Regions from separate parts of the Homo sapiens genome. Here region 2 is linked to region 1. A link is an interaction called in ENCODE POLR2A ChIA-PET data of the cell type or tissue named here. Cell type or tissue: HepG2. All regions are shown on one strand. Links, peaks and the distances in the headings refer to the core of each region. The heading gives the core; the rest is flanking DNA. Region 1 has its middle 32 kb from the start of MIR122HG. Region 2 overlaps NEDD4L (NEDD4 like E3 ubiquitin protein ligase).

Region 1 (5,374 bases), core at 187-5,186:
TTAGTTCTCCAGAGATGCCAGTTTCCCTGGAGGCCTCCAGGTATCCGAGCCACACTTGGCTGTCCGTGCAGAGGTGCCTGGCAAATGACTCCTGGTGGCTGCTTAGCGATCTTTAGGTTTTCACTGAGGATACGATTAAGGGACCTAGTGTTTGGGAAAGGAGGCAGCCCTGGAGGTGAGCCTGCCCTGCTTCTTGGTGTGGGACTGAGAAGCTGCAAATGAGAATAGCAACCTCCACTTGGGATCCTCACAGCTCAGAATGGCGGGAACATTTCAGGAACTCACAGGTGGAGTTCCCAAAGATCATGAGGGGAAAGCACCGAAAATGTAAGGTGGGGGTGGGGGGGGAACGGTTGCAAAATGGCTGATGGGTCCCAACTCATCTTTATTTGTCTTTCCTGGGATTTTTTAAATAGGAAAATTTCACCTCAAAATCAAGTCTTCTGACCTTGAAGGGCAGAAGATGAATGTAAAAACAACAAAACTTAGAAGGCCTGGCATCCGTCAGCTGGAGCTGAATAGGGGCTTCCCTCTTTAGATGGGGCATGGACCTCCCAGTTAACCACACTGCCCGTCGCTCCCTATTATCACTTCTGGCCCACATCCCTCATTATCTGCCTGGCCTATGCAAGTGTTTGAGTTTGCAACCTCTCTACCTGGTCATAGGAAATTAGGATCAAATCAGGAATGTAAGTTATCCAAATAATCATCCCATTTCTCTTAGAATGTGCTGTTCCCTCTCCTTGTTGCAATACATCCTAAGGGCCTGGGGCCTATTAACTCATACATCAGGCACTCAACTTCTTATAATTTTCTGAGTCTCCCCATCCCCCTTCTTCTAATAGCTCAGTTGGGCTGGGTGCTTCCAAGGTACGTTTCCCAGTTTCCTGTCCTGGAGTTCTTGCCTTCCTCCAGCCTAGAAAGGCTGGGCCTAATGGAGCATTTTCCCCTTTTGATATTGGATGAGTCTAGCTTTATCATACATAAGGAGAAGAAAAAGAGGATCTTAGAGATGAAGTCTTCAACTCATTCTCCCAATCTCAGAAAATTCTTTTATCAAAGACATTCTAATGCCTTAGAAAATCTCCTCTTTTTCAAAACCCTGCCCAAATAGCTGTTTAAAAACATCATCTTCCCAGGGGGTCCTATTTACCCCAATTGGGAACAGCCTACCCAAATTGCATGCTTGGTTCTAAGGAGGAGAAACAAAACAGCCATGTGAAATTAATTCCACAAATCCTACACGAAGATTATGGGGTGGGGTTGGGGAATATGACACAGAATGGGGAAGACAGACGCAGTTTCTTCTGCAAGAAAGAATTCATTCGTTCAAGAAACAATCAAGAAACAATCACTGGTCATTGTTTGCACCAAGGATTGTGCTAAATCCATGGTCTTTGCTATTAGGATTTTCATTTAATGTCAAGAAAGAAACTAATCAGAGTAAAATGTGCCACAGATGCGGGATTCAAAAGTCTTCGGTCTAGATGTATTATGTAATGCAGGTTTGTTTATTTTTACTTTAGGAAAGTGATACCTTTTATATGCCATCCATTATGTAAGATCCTCAGCAGAGTCTGGGGCAGCACCTTGTCAGCAAACCCATTAATATTTCTACAGCAAACATATGAAGAGTCACACTAAGTGGAGTAAATAAAGACTATCAATAGCTGCATGTCAGTTCAGGTCAGGTTTTTGCCATCACATATGGTTCTTGCCACAAGTCAGGTTGCTTCACATTTACAAAAAATGAGTCTTGGAACAGCAGACAAGGGCTTGTGTCCCTTCCCAGAGGTTCAGGTCCAGGTAAAGAAGGGTTCATAGAGGAGACGTTGCTCAAGCTGAAACTTGAAAGATCAACTGGACAAGATGCAGAAGAACTTTCCAGGCTGATGAGCCACAACACACAAGACCACAATCTGCAAGGATTCTAGCAACCCACCGGGCAACTAGGGCCAATCCTGAGGGACACAGGATCCTGCTGCTCCCAGAGGGTGGCAGGTATCCAGGTGCAACAGTGACCAGGTGGTACTGACTACCTGTGCCAGCGTCACACAACTCTGGGCCCTCACTGTAAGCATCCAGGGAACCAAGTCCTGCAAATTGCATTTAAACAAGTTCTCCAGGAGATTTATCCCTGCTAAAGTTTGAGAACCACCAATTTATTTGACACATCCTAAGTGTCAGGCATTGTTCTACATTGTTTTAGAAATACGAGCACATTTAATCCTCCTAACAGCCTTACTGGGTAGATGGAGAAATTAAGATACCAAGAGGATTAAAAAACTCATCCAAGATCGCAAAGCTGTGAGAGATAGACCAGGAAGTCTGGTTGCAGTTTTTATGCTTTTAACCTGAATGCTGCCTTTGTACTGCTTCGGGCACCCATCCCAAGTGACAGCCTCCCTCCACCTGCAGCCACAGTGAACCTGGGGCCTTGCTTCCTCTGCGGTCCCGGCTGTGTTCTCTGAAGGTGCAGATCCAGCCCCATGTGCCCCGACCCACAGGGACCAGGACCCCTGTACAGAGCAGTCCTCAGGAGAAGGAGTGAAAGTTTGATCTTTCACCCCTGGGGTTGGAAGCGACAGAGAGAGGTTGACAAGAGTTTGTGATAAGCCTGTTAGCCTTGGGTTCAAAGCCCATGTTGCTCTCCTTTTTATCTATGTTGTTGATATCTGATTCAATAGCTTCTGTTTGAGGAGGAAAAGCCAGAACGCAGGGGCAGGGGATTGGAGTCTGCTGACCGGATGGTCAGGCCTGGAGAGCAGTGTGCTCTCTTCTTGTGTCAATTCCAAAAGGCAGGGTTTGGAAACAAAGTCAACAGAGAGCTTTTCTTCATCTCCACATAAACAGCCATTCAGCAGTGTTTGGGGAGTTGGGCAATGCTAGATGGGGTTGGGTCAGGGGAGAAGTCAACTTTGACTTATAGGTCTCTAGGCTGGCCTGGGTTTCCGTGTTTCTATCAGCTTGCCTCCAGCTCACATCAAAAGGAAAATGTTCCAGGCTTTTGTGCAGCCCCACCCACCTACCATGGAATTAGTACAGGCAAGGGAGAATGTTCTGGAACATCCTGTCTTCTCGACTCACCCTGGGTGCCTACCATTGGTGTGCGCAAACTCCTCTCACCAAGCAACCTCTTTTTGATGGCCCCAGAGTTCTTTCTTGCTCAACGACAACTGCTTTCTAGCATAAGCCAATTCTGAAAGGACTGGAATTGGGCCCAGGGTGAGGGGTGGGCATAGCAACCATCTACTCTGAGAATTTTAACAATAGAGAGGGAAGATTAGAGATTATTTGCTCCAAACCCCTTGCTTCATAGATGAGGAAACTAAAACTCTGAAAGGAGAGATTTCTTGCCCAGATTACCCAGTTAGCAAATAGTGGGGATAAATCGAAGCCCACTCACTCAACCTCCAGTACCATGGTGGGTTGAGTTTTTCCCATCACACTATTTGACCTCTTATCATTTGTCTCCAGAACTTCGCAGTTCATATTCTTAGTCATCCATTGAACCTCTTCTTCATTCATTCTGGAGTTTCCTCTAGAGCCAAGCGATAGGCTGGAACCTGGGAGGAACTGACAGCAGGATCCATTCCTTCCTTGGAGAGGCCCCGGAGGGGGTGCCTCACCCCTCCTTCCCCCCTCCCTTCAGAGCTCTCTCCTGGCTTTGGAGGGAAGGGAGCAGAGGTGTCTGAGCCCTGTCACAATCCTCATGTCCCCTCATCTGTCACCCACGAAGGCAGCTCCTAGCAAAAGCCTTTGCCGACTGAAGCCACTGAAGTAAAAAGAATGACCTCTGCCATGAGCACCTCTAAAGGAGAAGAAGCAAATGGGTTGAGGAAGTTACAGAATCTAAAGCAGGTGCAGATGGGAGCCCGTTCAGTGGGAAGAGCTTTTCCTTTAAGAGGACCGGAACTCACAATGGGTTCAGTCGCAGCTCTACTGATAGGGGTTTCACTGATCTGCTGAGCGTATGATGTGCTGTCAGAAAGCCCTAGACAGCTTCCTGAATCACTGAGAGGGTTTCCGAGAGTCAATGGAACAAAAAATTAGAAAAGGAATGGTGTTCTGTTGAGATTCTTGCACCCCTTGAAATTTAATCTGTCATTCAAAACGATTCACTCACCGACAAGAAAAACTAAAAATATTTAAGCATGACATTTGCCTTCATTAAATAGTCATTTTGTCATACATGGCTGGAAATTGAGTTTTCTGAAAGATTACTAGGAATTGTCTGCCTCTGCTGCTGGGTGTTTGTGGCTTCAAAATGAACTCGAGCATGGGGGATGCCCACATGTGCAGAAAGGATCTCAGAACTAAGTCCAAGCTATCAATTCATGCATTAGGTTGGTGCAGAAGTAATCGCGGTTTTTGACATTAAAAGTAATGTCAAAAACCGCGATTACTTCTGCACCAACCTAATATTAGCAGCAGCAATTGGATTCAACTACTTTGACAAAAATGCAAAGGGCCTGGTGGCTGTGCCTGCCCTCAGCCTGCTCCAGGGAGGGCACCCTCCTGTCCCTCCATGAGTGAAGCTGCTCTATTCCAAGCTCTGGAAAGTAACTGAGTCATTGAGTTTGTCTCTAGGTGATTCAGGTGCATCAGGTTTCACAGATGGTATCACCCAGGACCCATCTGTGAATTTAGAGACCCTCATTCTGTGAGTCAAACCCACAGTGTTTCCAACCCAGGTCCATTTCACAGGTAAGGGCTGATCCTCCCACTCTGTAATACAAGCGCCTAAACAACATGGGTCCAAGGATCCAGAACTTGACCTGAAAGGGAACAGGCAGAAGGATTCTGCCCCCAAAGGATGGGGAAGGAGGAGGAAGCCACCAAAAGGACAAGAGCGAGGTGCTGGAAGAGAGGCCCTATCTGGAGAACAGAGTGCAGAGAACACCTGTCCCCCAGGGTGGGGTGGGCCTGACCCTCACGAACCATGCTGAGACAGCTGAGCCCAGACCCCCAACAAGGCAGGGCAGCCTGGCTACTGGGCACGCAAATTCAAAAGAGTTTGAGTTTGAGGGCAGAACAGCAGTCTTCAAGAGGCAGAGGATGTATTCAAACTATGAAAATATGAGGCTCAACTCTGAATAATGTTTCCCCAAATTGATTCAAACAAGAGACAAGCTCAAGGTCTACGTGGGAAGCTGCCTGGCAGCACTGTTTTTGAACTAGCAAGAGACTGAACCAATCCAAGGAACAGTTTAAACCAATGATGGCCCCTTTTTAGAGCCGGTTGCCGTGGCACCTGGAAGGAGTTGATTGAGAAGTCTCAATCCATGAAGTGTAAATATAAAGTTTCTTTTCTGCCCCCTAAATTGCCTTTGTGCCCCCTAATTTGCCTTTCAACTGCCTTGTGTCTAATCTC
Region 2 (5,374 bases), core at 165-5,164, 99 kb before region 1:
CCAAGTAGCTGGGACTACAGGCATGAGCCACCAAGCCCAGCTAATTTTGTGTTTTTAGTAGAGATGGGATTTCGCCATATTGGCCGGGGTGATCTCGAACTCCTGACCTCAAGTGATCTGCCCGCCTCAGCCTTCCAAAGTGCTTAGATTACAGGCGTGAGCCACCGTACCTGGCCATTTTTGTTTTTAATCGGTGTAGTGTCCCTAACCTAAATATTTCACATGGCCTGAACTTTCTGTAGTTTTAGCAGCAATGGGATGCTTTGAAACCTAGATCTCTCACCAACTACATCTTCCATTGACTGGTGAAACACTAGTTTAAGCCAATTCATTTTGACCATGTGCATTTTTGTGCTTGATCCCTATTTTATTTCAAAAATAATTTCCATCTCTATTCATGTAAACTAATAAGAGCCTTCCGTTTCCTTTAATGGCAAATTGTCTCATCTTTTACTGTTTTAAAACATTTTTTTAACATCATGAGAAAACGTGATAAAAGGTATAAGTGTAGTTTCCTGGCTTTTGCAGTACCTCAGGGAATTCGGTAAACTGTATTCCATTTGAGGAAAGGAACGGTTGGAGTAGGAGGTAGTGTAAAGATAACATAGCAAATAAGCATTTTACCAGAACCCTCTGAAGTCTCATCAGACTGTGCCATCATCAGAATCCCTCCCTTCTCATCTACACCGTTTAAAGCCAGCATCCAGTCAGAAGCCCAGAGCTGGTACCGCCTTGCTTTCCTGCCAGTTGCTGACATATGGCACACAGTGTCAGTTAAGGGCACAGGCTGATGGGCAGCTTGGCCACATACCTCTCTGGCTTCCTATCTGTAAAATGGGCACAATCATTGTACCTGCCTCTGAAGGTTGTTGCGAGAACTAGACGCAGCCTTGGCACAGAGCCCACAGAGAGTGAGCACTGTGTAAAGACTGGCTGCCAGCCATTAGTACTGGGTGCCTGTCTTTTGGTGTCTGGGCAAAGCTTTAACCTGTTTTATCAGTTTAGAACTCAGATGTCTCCCTGGCAAAACAACACGGGCATATAGATATTTTGTGAAGTTTTGTTGAAGTGCACTTAGGTTAATGATTCATGGGCAGCCTTTCAAAGCTATCAGGCTGTGAAACAGCTTTGAATAAGATTGTCTTGTCCTTCTGCTGATTGTCTTTTCCTTCCCACATTAGCAGCCATAGCAGGAGGAGGAGAGGTGGCAAGTGGCCACACTACTCTGCTCACATTAAGCAGACAATTTATGGTCAATATTCAGTGAATTTCTTTTTTTTATAGTACAGTTAACTGATATTTATATTAGCTTTAAAATTATAGCAAAATCAGGCCAGGCATGGTGACTCACACCTGTAATCCTAGCACTTTGGGAGGTCGAGGAGGGCAGATCGTTGGAGGTCAGATGTTCGAGACCAGCCTGGCCAACGTGGTGAAACCCCATCTCTGCTAAAAATACAAAAATTAGCTGGGCGTGGTGGTGTGTGCCTGTAGTCCCAATTACTCAGTAGGCTGAGGCAGGAGAATCGCTTTAACCCAGGAGGCGGAGGTTGCAGTGAGCTGAGATTGCACCACTGTACTCCAGCCTGGGCGACAGAGCAAGAGACTCTGTCTCAAAAAAAAAAAAAAATAGTGAAATCAGCCAAATAGAGAACTAACAGGCACACTGCCTAATTCCTTGTGTAACTGTCATTGGTGTGAGTCACTGGGGCAGCGTGATTAGGTCTGTGAGCTGGATAGCAAGGCTGTCATTATTCTCAAGGCCTTCTGCTGACTGCTGCTCTTGGTAAGACATACAGAATCTGTGGGCACCTCCTCTTACCGCTCTATGCTAGATGAGGCGTCTCCACGTTGAGTTGTAGTAGATACAGCTAAGAAAGTAAAAGAAATGAAAATCTCATCAAAAGGATTGGGGCTAGTCTCATTCTTCATGCATACCCAAACCGTGGTAACTTTGATTTTTTTATTATCCAGAATGGATTGTTTAGAGGAGACAGATGGCTTTCCAGTTCATCAAATTTTTTCAATTATCTAAAAGGAATTCCTACGCTTGGAGCAAGTCATTTCAATAAATCTCATTCATATTTACCTGCTGCTTCCTTTTAAATGGAAGAAGAGAATGTTTTTCAAGTACACTTGAAAAATAGCATATGTGAATTAGAAACTTCCTCTGTAAACTAGCAGAGTAGAAATAAGAGGCCAGGATTCAGCACCAGGTAGGCTGGATTCCTTCTTAGGTGGCTCAAGCTGGCTATGGGGCTGGTCTCATCATATCTAAAGAACTGCCCAGCTTTTACGCATTTTGAATGTGGTGGAACCAGCTGCATCTTTTTATATGAGAGCGGCAAATAGTCATTGTGTTCCAGTTTGCTTCTCGGGTCATCTAAACATCAGAGGCCATGCCACAAGCACCGTAACTGAGGGATATAGTGTGACTGTGGTCCAGGCCAGTGACCTCTGGAGCTGAATCATGACTTCCCAGATGACTCCCAGAGCCTGAGAGGGGACTGGTGCGTGGCTCCAAATGATTTTCACCTGGGCCTCTTTGAAGTCGGGAGAGATACGTGCAGTATGGTAGATGTGGAGAGGGAGAGGCATGGTGTGTCCAAAAATTAGCAGGACCTGATCCATATACGTGGACTCTGAAGCAGTGCACTTACTAGATTAAAAAAAAAACAATGTACTTACTGGATTTAAAAAGTGTGTATTTTTTTGTGAGATGCAGTTTGTAAGATGCATTGGTAACTAGGCCATATACTTTTTCCATTGGCTCTCAGCTCTCAAGAAGCTCTTTAGTTTTTAGCATTGGATCAGTAAACACTTATTAAAATGTTCCCAGCATTTGTTTGCCATCTTCTCTTTCAGCTGGGCCCAGCTGTGCCCTCAAACCCTGCCTGTCTCTTCCCTGACTGATCATGTTCTCCCAGCTTCTACAGAGGCTTCCATAGCATTGTGCTTGGTAGCAGACACCAGACAGAATCTCAGCCAGCTCAGTCCAGGCGCACGGGCTCCTGGTCTCCCGGGGTGTGGTTACTCGTGTCTCCTCGGGGCCTTCCGCCCTCCACATTCCAGTGCCAGGCCCTGGACCTTTGTCTCTATTCATGATAAAACATTTTTAGGAAATGCTGACGCTCAGTGAAGAAATGGAAACACTAACTCTTTGTTCTCTTCCTAACAGACACGAGACGACTTCCTGGGCCAGGTGGACGTGCCCCTTAGTCACCTTCCGGTAAGGACAGTCTCATGTTTGATGCTTCGTGCTGGGGGCGGGGGTTTCTAATTGTTTGTAGTCAGTGTATTTTCAGAGTGGCATTTCTTCACCACGGTGAAGAAGGCTGAAATGAAGCACGTGTGCTGTGGCCTTAGTCCTTTCTGGAAAGTGGTCCTTTCAAGGGGATGGAGGAGAAGCTGGCTGTAAGAGTAGTCAAGGGTGCCTGAGTCGTGCGCTTGCGTTCCCATCCACCAGCTCCCTCTCTTTTCTGCACTTCAGCTGCTCCACCTTTGTGTATCACATCTTACAAAACAGACACCTCCTTCACTCAGGCCTCCCTTCTTGTCACTTACTGTCTCTGCTTCCTAATGCATCCTCCGGGTCCCATCAGATGTTTGCACTCTTTGTCTGGAACCGCACATGCCATTTCTCTTGGATTCCTGTACACAAACTATAATAGCATTTCCCAGATTTTGGTGTCTGGCTTTCTCAGTCAGCATGGTGACAAAAGAAGAGCCTGTTCATTCTGAGTGAACTTGTCAGCTGGGAACACCCACCCTCGCTGGAACACGCACTGAGTTAGCATGTGTGGTGCTGCCATTTCTCTCTGCTCAAAGTAGCGGAGCAGTCGAGGCTGTTGACTAGTGACGGGCATTAGGGCTGACACCCGAAACAGGAGGCAGGGCAGACAGAATGTGTAGGTAGGACCTGGAGGCCTTGAGAAAGGTGGATCCCCATCTCCTATTCCAGCTTCAGTTTTCCGGCTTGTCCCAGCCTTCCTCCTGGCCTTCTTCCCTGGGCAGCACAACGACGTGATAGAAGTAGCAGCTGAGAGAGGAAAGGCGAATGTTTCTGCCTTACAAGGGCATTGTGTTATTTTTTTAAATGCTTTGTGTGAGCAAATAGCATAAATAGTCTATAAAGTAAAGTGACTTTACTTTATTTACTTTATTTAAAGCTATTTAAAGCTAGCATAAGCTTCCTGCTGTGTGGAAATTATGGCTGTTTCCATATGTTAAATACCAAGTAAGCTTTGAAGATGTGTTGTGAAGGAAGGTGATAGCAAGTAATTTACTCTTACTCACTCAGGGGAGCTGTTAAGGAAGAAAGTCGCAAGGTTCCAAAGGACTGGAAGTGAAAGTGATATTCTTAAAATATCTTGTTTGTTTCTTTTTAAAACTCTGAAGCTCCAGGGTGCCACGGGAGGGGCCTGCCCAGGGCTTCTGCGTGAGAACTACTCCATGAGCCATCAGAAACCTGACTGCTCTTCTCAGGTCACGTTGGGAGGATGTGACTATTTCACCTTTTGTGAGCAAAGACCTCGCATCCTTCTACGTTGGGAGGTCTTCTGTGTATGTTCTTCAGACTGAAGCTGCGATCCTCTCACACTTTTAGACAGTGTTGGTTGATGGGCCAGCTCTTTTATGGACGTCTCCAGCCACCCTTTCCCTAATGTAAAAACCACATCTTGGCCAGGGGAAATTATTTTCTGAGAGGCAAATATTCTAATATTTGGTAAGAGGCAAAAGTGACATGTTTAAAAACCTTGCTCTGACAAGCTCTTTTTTGAGTGAGTGAGCAGCACCTGGTCTTGAAAGGTTGAGTAGGGCTCCCAGAAAATAGAAAAAGGTTCCTCCTCCGAGGCCAAGTCAGTATAAAGAATAGTTTAGCTTTGGATTCTGAGTGGAGGCAGGGTCAGTGAGCCTTCAAAGAAGGAAGCGGTGCAGAGGCACAGGGCAGGAATAGAAGCCAGCCGATTGCAGAGGGTAGAGCCGTGAACGCCCAGAGAGGACCGAGTGCCCCTAGTTACTCGTGTGCCCAGAGGGTAACTTGCAGTGGCGTGCTTCACCTCCATACTTCAAACTGACTAGCTGTTCACAGCCAACTATAGTCAGAGAGATGGACCACAAAGAAAACAAAAGGAGAGGCGTGAAGGTATATTCTTTATTCATGTGGCAGTAGAACCCAAGTTGCGTGTTCTGAATGCACGTGGCTTTTGAATCCAGGATTTCAGGTGCTTTCGTGTGTATGTTTGGTCGTGTGTATAGGATGCTCATGGGGAAATTACAGTGGCATTCTGTTTGTGTGATAGCACACAGGTATGAGTGTGGAGAGGGCGGGAGCATATGCGTGTATTTTGTGGATCGAATTATGGATGCTGTG

What was found. ChIA-PET counts read pairs that join two places held together with the same protein. Peaks named below come from ENCODE experiments on the same cell type or tissue, not always from the same donor. Only the 100,000 strongest peaks of a DNase experiment are listed, where the experiment ranks them.
Region 2: POLR2A ChIA-PET joins it to region 1 with 8 read pairs; 3 of 35 experiments call an interaction of 5 or more read pairs at or near these places.

Annotation. Positions count from the first base shown.
Region 1 is chr18:58,411,369-58,416,742 of GRCh38, forward strand. No RefSeq gene overlaps it. Among named protein-coding and RNA genes, the nearest start is that of MIR122HG, 32 kb to the right of the region's middle. In HepG2, for the core only: no CTCF peak of the experiment used is centred there; DNase peaks (open chromatin) are centred at 1,645 and 2,683.
Region 2 is chr18:58,312,804-58,318,177 of GRCh38, forward strand. It overlaps NEDD4L (NEDD4 like E3 ubiquitin protein ligase), which reads left to right. Exons shown (of 31, transcript NM_001144967.3): 6 at 3,179-3,229. Among named protein-coding and RNA genes, the nearest start is that of MIR122HG, 130 kb to the right of the region's middle. RefSeq lists an enhancer at 2,652-3,851. In HepG2, for the core only: no CTCF peak of the experiment used is centred there; DNase peaks (open chromatin) are centred at 1,708 and 3,158.